Linked DNA regions of Homo sapiens: region 2 is linked to region 1. The links are chromatin contacts, found by Hi-C or POLR2A ChIA-PET in ENCODE. All regions are on one chromosome and are shown on one strand. The core of a region is the stretch at or near the end of the contact, and the rest is flanking DNA. Distances in the headings are between cores, read along the strand shown.

What was found. Hi-C counts contacts between places; a loop is a spot of excess contacts on that map. ChIA-PET counts read pairs that join two places held with the same protein, here RNA polymerase II (POLR2A).
Region 2: a map of CD14-positive monocyte shows a loop between it and region 1 (4-fold over the local background). The contact joins the promoter of PDIA2 here to the enhancer-like site in region 1. A Hi-C loop is called at or near these places in 1 of 168 maps with a recorded cell type or tissue (CD14-positive monocyte). POLR2A ChIA-PET finds 5 or more read pairs at or near these places in 4 of 52 experiments (GM10248, H1, K562 and 1 more).

Annotation. Positions count from the first base shown.
Region 1 is chr16:203,279-207,528 of GRCh38, reverse strand. LUC7L (LUC7 like) reads left to right here. Exons shown (of 10, transcript NM_201412.3): 5 at 1,382-1,525. Among named protein-coding and RNA genes, the nearest start is that of LUC7L, 24 kb to the left of the region's middle. Within about 2 kb of position 1,743, at least 2 of the 41 ENCODE cell types and tissues checked have a DNase peak (open chromatin) inside an H3K27ac peak, as active enhancers do.
Region 2 is chr16:281,466-286,002 of GRCh38, reverse strand. It overlaps PDIA2 (protein disulfide isomerase family A member 2), which reads right to left and starts at 2,839. Exons shown (of 11, transcript NM_006849.4): 1 at 2,635-2,839; 2 at 1,410-1,616; 3 at 1,211-1,344; 4 at 988-1,125; 5 at 803-919; 6 at 566-691; 7 at 300-497. The coding sequence starts at 2,833. It overlaps ARHGDIG (Rho GDP dissociation inhibitor gamma), which reads right to left. Exons shown (of 6, transcript NM_001176.4): 2 at 4,078-4,257; 3 at 3,895-3,978; 4 at 3,630-3,706; 5 at 3,473-3,536; 6 at 2,993-3,388. The coding sequence ends at 3,189. RefSeq lists an enhancer at 4,514-4,537.

The DNA.
Region 1 (4,250 bases), core at 494-2,993:
TATATTCTTCGCTGAGTTTGGTGGCTTATGCTTGTAGTCCCAGCACTTTGGGACACCAAGGTGGGGGCAGACTGCTTGAGCCCAGGAGTTTTAGACCTGAGCAACATGAAGAAACCCCATCTCTACAAAAAATACATATATTAGCCAGGCTTGGTGGTGCACATGTGTATCCCAGTTACTCAGGAGGCTGAGGTGGGAGGATCACTTGAGCTTGGGGAGATTGAGGCTTCAATGAGCTGTGATCATGCTACTTTGCTTCAGCCTGGATAACAGAGTGAGACCCTGCCTCAAAAGAAAAAAAAATTATTGTCGGTTTTTTTTTTTTTTTAAGAGACAGAGTCTTGTTCTGTCGCCCAGGCTGGAGGGCAGTGGCGTGATCTCGACTCACTGCAAGCTCCGCCTCCTGGGTTTACGCCATTCTCCTGCCTCAGCCTCCTGAGTAGCTGGGACTACAGGTGCCCACCACCACGCCCAGCTAATTTTTTGTATTTTTAGTAGAGACGGGGTTTCACTGTGTTAGCCAGGATGGTCTCGATCTCTTGACCTCGTGATCTGCCCGCCTCGTTTTCCCAAAGTACTGGGATTACAGGCATGAGCCACTGCACCCAGCCATCTTTTTTTTTTTTTTTTTTTTTTTTAATAAAGATGGAGTCTGTTGCCCAAGCTGGTCTGGAACTCTTGGGCTTAAGCAATCCTCCCGCCTTGTCCTCCCGAAGTGCTGGGATTACAGGTGTGAGCCAGCATGCCCAGCCTCTGCATGTTGTTTTAAACTTTAATATCTCCACATAAAACTGGAAAGAATTGGTAAGGAAATGGTCAAACTGTGGTACATCCATATCATAGAATGAAAAGGAGGTAGATTTATATGTAATTAGACTGAGTGCCATTTACATCACTCTTCTGTTTTTCTCTTCAGTGGAACTAAGCCTCTCCTTGTTTTTTCTTTTCAGTGTTGTAAAAGCATTTCTTAGGATTTATGCAATTGCTAATTTGACCAACGGTGCTATTTTGTTTCAGAAGGTAAATCCTAGTAATTAGGTATTTTGGTTACAGCTTAAATCTGTACATTTAAACCTAGGCATTTTATTACCATACCCAGAAGAAAAAGTCATAAAGAGAGACAGCCTAGACAATGACCAATCTGTGATGATCCTTGGAAGCATGTCGGAAGTGACAAAGGTGCCACTGGTTTCATTGGAACATAGGACTCGTTTATGGTTACAGTCTCAATGCTGGCAGTAAGGATGCCTTCATTGTTAAGTGTGGATCTTTAGCTCTTCCACTTATTTTCAGACTGGAAATGGAGCAGGAGAAACCCTTGTTGCCTTTGCATTCACTTTCATTTTCAGATGTCTGCTTACCTCATTCTTTCTCCTCACAGGCAGAAAAAGTACATGAGTTAAATGAAGAAATAGGAAAACTCCTTGCTAAAGCCGAACAGCTAGGGGCTGAAGGTAATGTGGATGAATCCCAGAAGATTCTTATGGAAGTGGAAAAAGTTCGTGCGAAGAAAAAAGAAGCTGAGGTTGGTGAGATAAGTGCCTTAGGGCAAGAGAAATCTTAGTAATTTGGCAGCGTTGACCGTTGGAATTAATTGAGCCCATGCTTGCTCCCATTTTTTAAAAAATTTATACATTTTGGGCCCAGCACAGTGGCTCACGCCTGTCATCCCAGCACTTTGGAAGGCCGAGGCGGGCGGATCACGAGGTCAGGAGATAAGACCATCCTGGCTAACACAGCGAATCCCCGTCTCTACTAAAAATACAAAAAAATTAGCCGGGCATGGCGCCAGGCACCTGTAGTCCCAGCTGCTCCGGAGGCTGAGGAAGGAGAATGGCGTGAACCCGGGAGGCGGAGCTTGCAGTGAGCTGAGATTGCGCCACTGCACTCCAGCCTGGGCGACAGAGCGAGACTCTGTCTCAAAAAAATTTATAAACGCTGTTTTTGCAAGCAGTTTTAGCTTCATAGCTAAATTGAGAGGAAAGTACAGAGATTCTCCATGTACCCTCTCCTCAGACAGCCTCCTCCATTCCTAGCATCTGCCCACAGTCAGTGGGTCTACGTTGACTTGTCATTATCACCCAAAGTCTGCAGAAAATGTTAGGTATGTCATGAATACATAAAATATATGAGGATACTAGTCTTTTATTTACTGCCATAAAATATACACAAGTCTATTATGAAAAGGTAACATTTGTCAAAACTTAAGCATATGGCCAGCTATGGTGGCTCTTGGCTTTAGTCTCAGCTGTTCGGGAGGCTGAGATGAGAGGATCCCTTAATCCTAGGACTTTTGGAGTCCAGCCTGGATAACATAGCAAGACCCTGTCTCTAAAAAAGAAGAGGCTACATGCAAACGCTTACAGACCATACATGACAGCATTCGCCGTAGAGAGATGTTAACAAACGTAGTGCAGAGGTGCAGTATTAAATCAGGGCTGCCTAAGAATAACTGTAATAGGTACTGTACTACTGTAATAATTCATGCCACTTCCTGTTGCCATTGTGTGGAGCTCAAGGGTCGTGAGTATCCCCTTGAAACACCACGTGACACTCATCATCTCCGAAGGAGCAGTTCACCTCTCCAGTACATTCCTACTGCAGTAAAAAGTGAACTCACAGGGTTCCTAGGCGTTTTTCATCGTGTTTAGTGCAATACCATAAACTTTGAGTAATGCCATAGGATCCATATGCCACTAGTGATGCTGAAAATGCTCCCAAGAAGGCAAGAACAGCCATGATATTACAAGAAAAAGTTGAGTTGCTTGATGTATACATTAGATTGAGGTCTGCAGCTGCAGTTGCTACCATTTCAGACGGACAATTCATCTTGTAAATGAGCAGTGTAAACGTACAGAAGTGATCAGTACAGCACAGTACTATAAATGTATTTTATTTTCTCTTCCTTATAATTTTCTCTCTTTTTTTTTTTTTTGAGATGGAGTCTCGCTCTGTCCCCCAGGCTGGAGTGCAGTGGTGCGATCTCAGTTCACTGCAAGCTCCGCTTCCTCGGTTCACACCATTCTCCTGCCTCAGCCTCCAGAGTAGCTGAGACTACAGGCGCCCACCACCACGCCCGGCTAATTTTTTTGTACTTTCAGTAGAGATGGGGTTTCACTGTGTTAGCCAGGATGGTCTCAATCTGACCTCGTGGTCCACCCGCCTCGGTCTCCCAAACTGCTGGGATTACAGGAGTGAGCCACCATGCTCGGCCCATGGCTAATTTTTTTTTTTTTTTTTCATTTCTAGTAGGGATGGGGTTTCACCGTGTTGGCCAAGCTGGTCTCAAACTTCTGACCTCAGGTGATCCGTCTGCCTTGGCCTCCCAAAGTGCTGGGATCACAGGCGTGAGCCACTTCGCCAGGCCATTTGATACCTTTTATGAGTCTTGTAATTTTTCTCATAGTGAAGATCTCATGCATGTTTTGTTAGATTTCTACCTAAATATTTCATGCTTGCGGGTGCTGGTGTAATTGGTCATTTGTTTTTTGGTTTTTGTTTTTGTGTTTTTTTGAGATGGAGTCTCATTCATTCGCCCAGGCTGGAGTGCAGTGGCGTGATCTCGGCTCACTGCAACCTCCGCCTCCCGGGCTCAAGCGATTCTCCTGCCTCAGCCTCCCGAGTAGCTGAGACTATAGGCGTGTGCCACCATACCTGGCTAATTTTTTGTGTTTTTAGTAGAGATATGATTTAACCGTGTTAGCCAGGATGGCCTCTATCTCCTGACCTCATGATCCGCCTGCCTTGGCCTCTCAAAGTGCTGGGATTACAGGTGTGAGCCACCGCGCCCAGCCCTCCCCACCTCCACCCCGCCCCCCGCCCTGAGACGGTCTCACTTTCTCACCCAGGCTGGAGTGCAGTGGCGCGATCTTGGCTCACTGAAGGCTTGATCTCCTGGGCTCATTTGATTCTCCCGCCTCAGCCTTTCAAATAGCTAGGACTGAAGGCACATGCCACCAAGCCCAGCTAATTTTTTGTATTTTTTGGAGAGACTGGGTTTCGCCATGTTGTCAAGGCTGGTCTTGAAATCCTTGGCTCAAGCGATCTGCCTAGCTCTGCTTCCCAAAGTGCTGGGATTAGAGTCATGAGTCACCATGATGCCTGGCCTCTTGTAATACCTTTATCTGGTTTTGGTATTATGGTAATGTCCCCATAGAAGGAGTTAGAAGATACTCTCTCTGCTTCTATTTTCTGAAAGCGATTGTAGAGAATTGGCATGATTTGCTCCCTAATGCTTTGGTAGAATTCAC
Region 2 (4,537 bases), core at 1,590-4,089, 77 kb before region 1:
GGAGAACCGCGGGGTTGGGAGAACCGCGGGGTTGGGAGAACCGCGGGGTTGGGGTTGGGGTTGGGGTTGGGGTTGGGAGAACCGCGGGGTTGGGGTTGGGAGAACCGCGGGTTTGGGGTTGGGAGAACCGCCGGGTTGGGGTTGGGAGAACCGCCGGGTTGGGAGAATTGCCGGGTTGAGGGGGGCCTCTGCGGGGCCTGCAGGGGCAGGGGGCTCTGAGAGCTGCTGTTCCCACCCCCTGCCAAGCTGGTGGGATGAGGTCAGGGTTCCCCTTCCATTATGAGCAGTCTGCAGCGGACCTTGACTTGGCCGTTGAGGACTGCATGGCAGAAAGCAGTGATGGACGCTGCGGTGACAGGGCCCCCATCCACAGGCGCATACTTCTTAGTGGTTTCAAGGTTGACCAAGCGCAGAGTGGGGGCTGCCTCAGCCTTGAGTCCAAAGTACTGCAGCACGTGCTCATTGTCGGCCGCCACGTCCACCACCACGAACAGCACCTGTGGCAGGGAGTCCATGCTGGCACCGGCCACTCTCCCGCTGCCCCTTTCCCCCAGCCCCCCAGTACCTGCCCCCGGAAGCGGGGAGCTGCCTCCCCAAAGCCCGCTAGGAGCTCCCGGTGCGCAGCCAGCGTCTGGTTGACAAACAGCAGCAGGTGGTTGAGGATCCTGGCCGCGAAGATCTTGGCAGACGTCTACAGTAGGGAGGGTGCTCATGACTCCACAGGACCCCCAGCCTAGGCACCCCCATCCCTGGACGACTCTACCCTGGGACACCCCCAGCCCAGGCACTGCAGCCTACGCACCTGGCTGTTGAACTCCGTGACCAGGCGCATGCTGTGTGTGACCAGGAAGCGCGACAGATCCCCCAGGTCCAGGCCAAGCTCCTCGTCCACGGGGAAGTCTGCCCGCCCCTCATCAAACTGGACAGCAGCAGGTGGGTTAGCGGGCGCTGCAGCCGGACCCCAACCCACACCTGGGCCTGACCTACCTTCTTGAAGAGAACCACAGTGTCCTTGGTGAGGCCAAACTGCTGAAAGAGCCGCGGCCGGTCTGTGAGGCCAAAGGTCATGTCCAGGGCGTCCTGGGCCAAGGCCAAGAAGGTGGCCACGTCCTCGTCCTGCAGGTCCTGAGGGGCCTGGCCCTGTGAGGCCACCCGGTCCCACCCACAGTCACTGCCCTCATGGCCCGGCCCCCCATGCCCAGTGGCTCACCTGGAAGAAGCCAATGACCACTAGGTCCCGGCCACCGATCAGCGCCTGGGCGGCCGCCTCGTCCTCCAGCCGCATGGCACTGGGCCCCACCCGCCGTCGCAGCCACTCGGCAATGCCCTCAGCGTCCCGTGGTCCTGCAGGGAGTCCCCCTCAGCCTCGGCCTGGCCACCGCCCCCCCAATGACCGGCCTGCCCCTCACCTGTGTACTCCTCCGGGTGCGTGCGGTTCCCATTGCGGAAGAACTTGAGCGTAGGGTACTCCGTCACACCAAACTCCTCAGCCAGCTCGCGCTGCGCGGGCCCATCCACCTTGGCCAGCGTGACCACCATTGACTCGGCCGCGAGCACGGCAGCTGCCTTGCTGTACTCGGGGGCCAGGGCCTGGCAGTGCCCACACCACGGGGCATCTGGGGGATGGGGCCGTGAGTGCCCCAGGCCACCACAACCCCAGGAGCACCCTCTCCACACCTGACAACCCAGCAGGGAACAAGCGTGCTGCTCCATTCTGCCCTGAGCCCTGGCCGTGGACAAGCCGAGCACCAGTGCCTCTTCGTGGCCCCCCAGGCTGCAGCACAGGGACCAGTAAGGCTTGGGAGAGCTTGAAAGACCACCCCCCCTCCCCCCACAGCCAGGCTCAGTGGCTCACGCCAGTAATCCCAGCACTTTGGGAGGCAGAGGCGGGCATATCACCTGAGGTTGGGAGTTCGAGACCAGCCTGACCAACATGGAGAAACCCCATCTCTACTAAAAATACAAAAAATATTAGCCGGGATTGGTTGCGTATGCCTATAATCCCAGCTACTCGGGAGGCTGAGGCAGGAGAATTGCTTGAACCTGGGAGGCGGAGGTTGCAGTGAGCCGAGATAGGGCCACTGCACTCCAGCCTGGGCGACAAAAGCAAAACTCCATCTCAAAAAATAAAAATAAAAAGACCCCTCCCTTTCGTGCCTTGTATGGCTGGGGCTCCCGGGCCCATGTGGCTGCCTGTGAAGGCCTCCTAGGCAAGAACAGTTCCTATGTGTGTCAAGGGTTGCGAAAAGACCACAGGGCACACACGTCAGGGACCTCCATGGGCCCCCAAAGCCTGGATACTGCCCGAGCCTCTGCAGAGTCTGTGGGATGCCCCTGGCAGCTGGAGGAGTGGCCGGCAAGGTGGTGACTCTGGCACCGTGGCCGCTGGCCGAGCAGGGAGGCACAGGTGTTCTCAAGTCCTGTGGGTACCCCCAGTACTACCACACTGCTCCTGCCTGCCCCAACCAGACCCCCAGGCCCCTCCTAGAGAGCTCCTGGGCACAGTGGGGGCAAGTGCCTGCGGGGAGGCCCCTCTTGGGCACATGCCCTGCATTTGCCGGCAAAGGGTGGGGCCCCCAGGTGGGCTCTGCCGGTCCCCCGCCGGTCCCCAGCCCCACTGGCCCCAGCACTCACAGAATTCCACCAGCAGGGCAGGGTGCTCCCGCAGGGCCAGGCCCAGGGTGTGGCGGCTCAGCACCAAGATCCCATCCTCCTTGGGGATTTCCTCCTCTGGAGGCTCCTCCGAGGGGCTCCTCGCTCCCTGTTCCTGACCCCATGGGCACGAAGCCCTGAGCAGCAGCAGCAGCAGTACAGGCAGAAGCTGGCGGCTCATGGTGCTGCCAGGGCGCGTGGGGCGGGGGCAGATAAGGGGGCCAGAAGCCAAGCAGCAGCTGCCACGTGGCACACAGGCCCAGTCCCAGCAAAGACAAGGCCCATGCGGCCGCCCCCGGCCCCCAGGGGAGGGGAGGCAGAAAGAGACGACACCCAGGGCACCGAGAGAGACAGGGCCATGTTTAATGGGACAGCTCAGGGGACAGCGCCAGGCCAGGGGGTCCCGGGACAGAGCAGGGGCAGCAGGGGCAGCAGGGGCAGCAGGGGAGGGTCTGGTCACTCACGGGGGGTGCTGGGGATGCTTGGGGGTCCCTGTGCAACAACTGAGGGAGGTAGGGGAGACACGGACTGGGGGTTCAGTCCTTCCAGTCCTGGCAGATGCAGAGACCCCACTCCCAGGACAGGTGGTGCGTCCTGTCATCGTCGGTGAAGAGGGACACCACCAGATAGGGGCCCCGCACCAGCGCACCCCTCGGCGCTTCCTCCACCGGAGTCACAAACTCATACTCCTGGGCGCTCGGGCCATAGCTGCCCACCATGTAGACGGTCTTGTCCACTAGGGAGGGCGAGGGCATCAGAGCTGTCCTCTGTCTGCCCCCGCTTCCCCCCCCCGCCCCGTTCCCCCCACCGCTGCCCTCACCGCGCAGGCCCCGGCGGTAGGTGTGGTGCAGACACTTGAGGCCGCTGACAATCTCCCTGTGGACCTGGGAACAGAGGCATTAGGGGTTCCTCTGGGGGCCAGGCCTCTGGCTGTTGCCCCCACCCCCATCCCCTCCGCCCATTGCCCCGGCTCTCACCTTGAAGGAGATCTTCACTCTGTAATCAACACCTTCCTTCAGGACAAACACCTGGTCCTTCAGAACAGCCAGGTCCCCTATTGGGGAAACCTCAGCTAGGGTCGGAACTCCCCTACAGGCTGAGACCTGCTCCAGGAGCCCCCACGTAGGGTGTGGTACCCATGAGGTGTGCGACTGTGATGGCCCAGGGCTCGGAACTCAGGGGTGCAGAAGCGTGCCTGGGAGGGCCCTACCTGTGTTCAGGGTGCAGCATCCTGCGAGTTACCTGTGAGATCCATGACGACGGGCCCCGGAGCCTGTTCCGACAGGAGTGTCAGCCTGGTCACCTGCACATTGGGCAGGCTTGGGTCTGAGGAGAAACTGGAAGTCTGCAGGATGCCCCCCACCCCCACCAGGCTCCTCACCAGCCCCCCAGACCCAGCCCTCCAAGCCTAGACCCCTGCCATACCCACGGCCGGTGGCAGGGGCCCCAGCAGCACCCGCTTGTACTTGGCCAGGCTCCTGTCGTCCGGGTCCAGCTGCCGGATCTCCAAGAGGCTCTTCCTCCCCGGCGCCCGGTACTCGGGCACAGCCTCATCCAACACCTCGTCCACTGCCGGCGGCCCACCCTCCTTGTCAGCCAGGAGGACTGGGGGTGGGGAGGGGCGTGAGCAGCAGCCACTAGCGGACCCTGGCATTCGAGCACCAGGCTGGAGCCCCCTCTGGCCAGCTGTACCTCCCACTATCCAAAGGGACTCAAGGGAAGCCTCTGGGGGCTCAGGGAGAGAGCGAGCAGAGAGAGCAGGGCGGCCTGGGGAGGTGCCGCACCGCACCCAGACCTTCAGGAGGGGCCTCCAGAGACCGCCAGGCCTGCAGCTCCTCTGGCCCAGATGTCCACAAGGGCCCCCTCCCTGACTCGGAGACCAAAG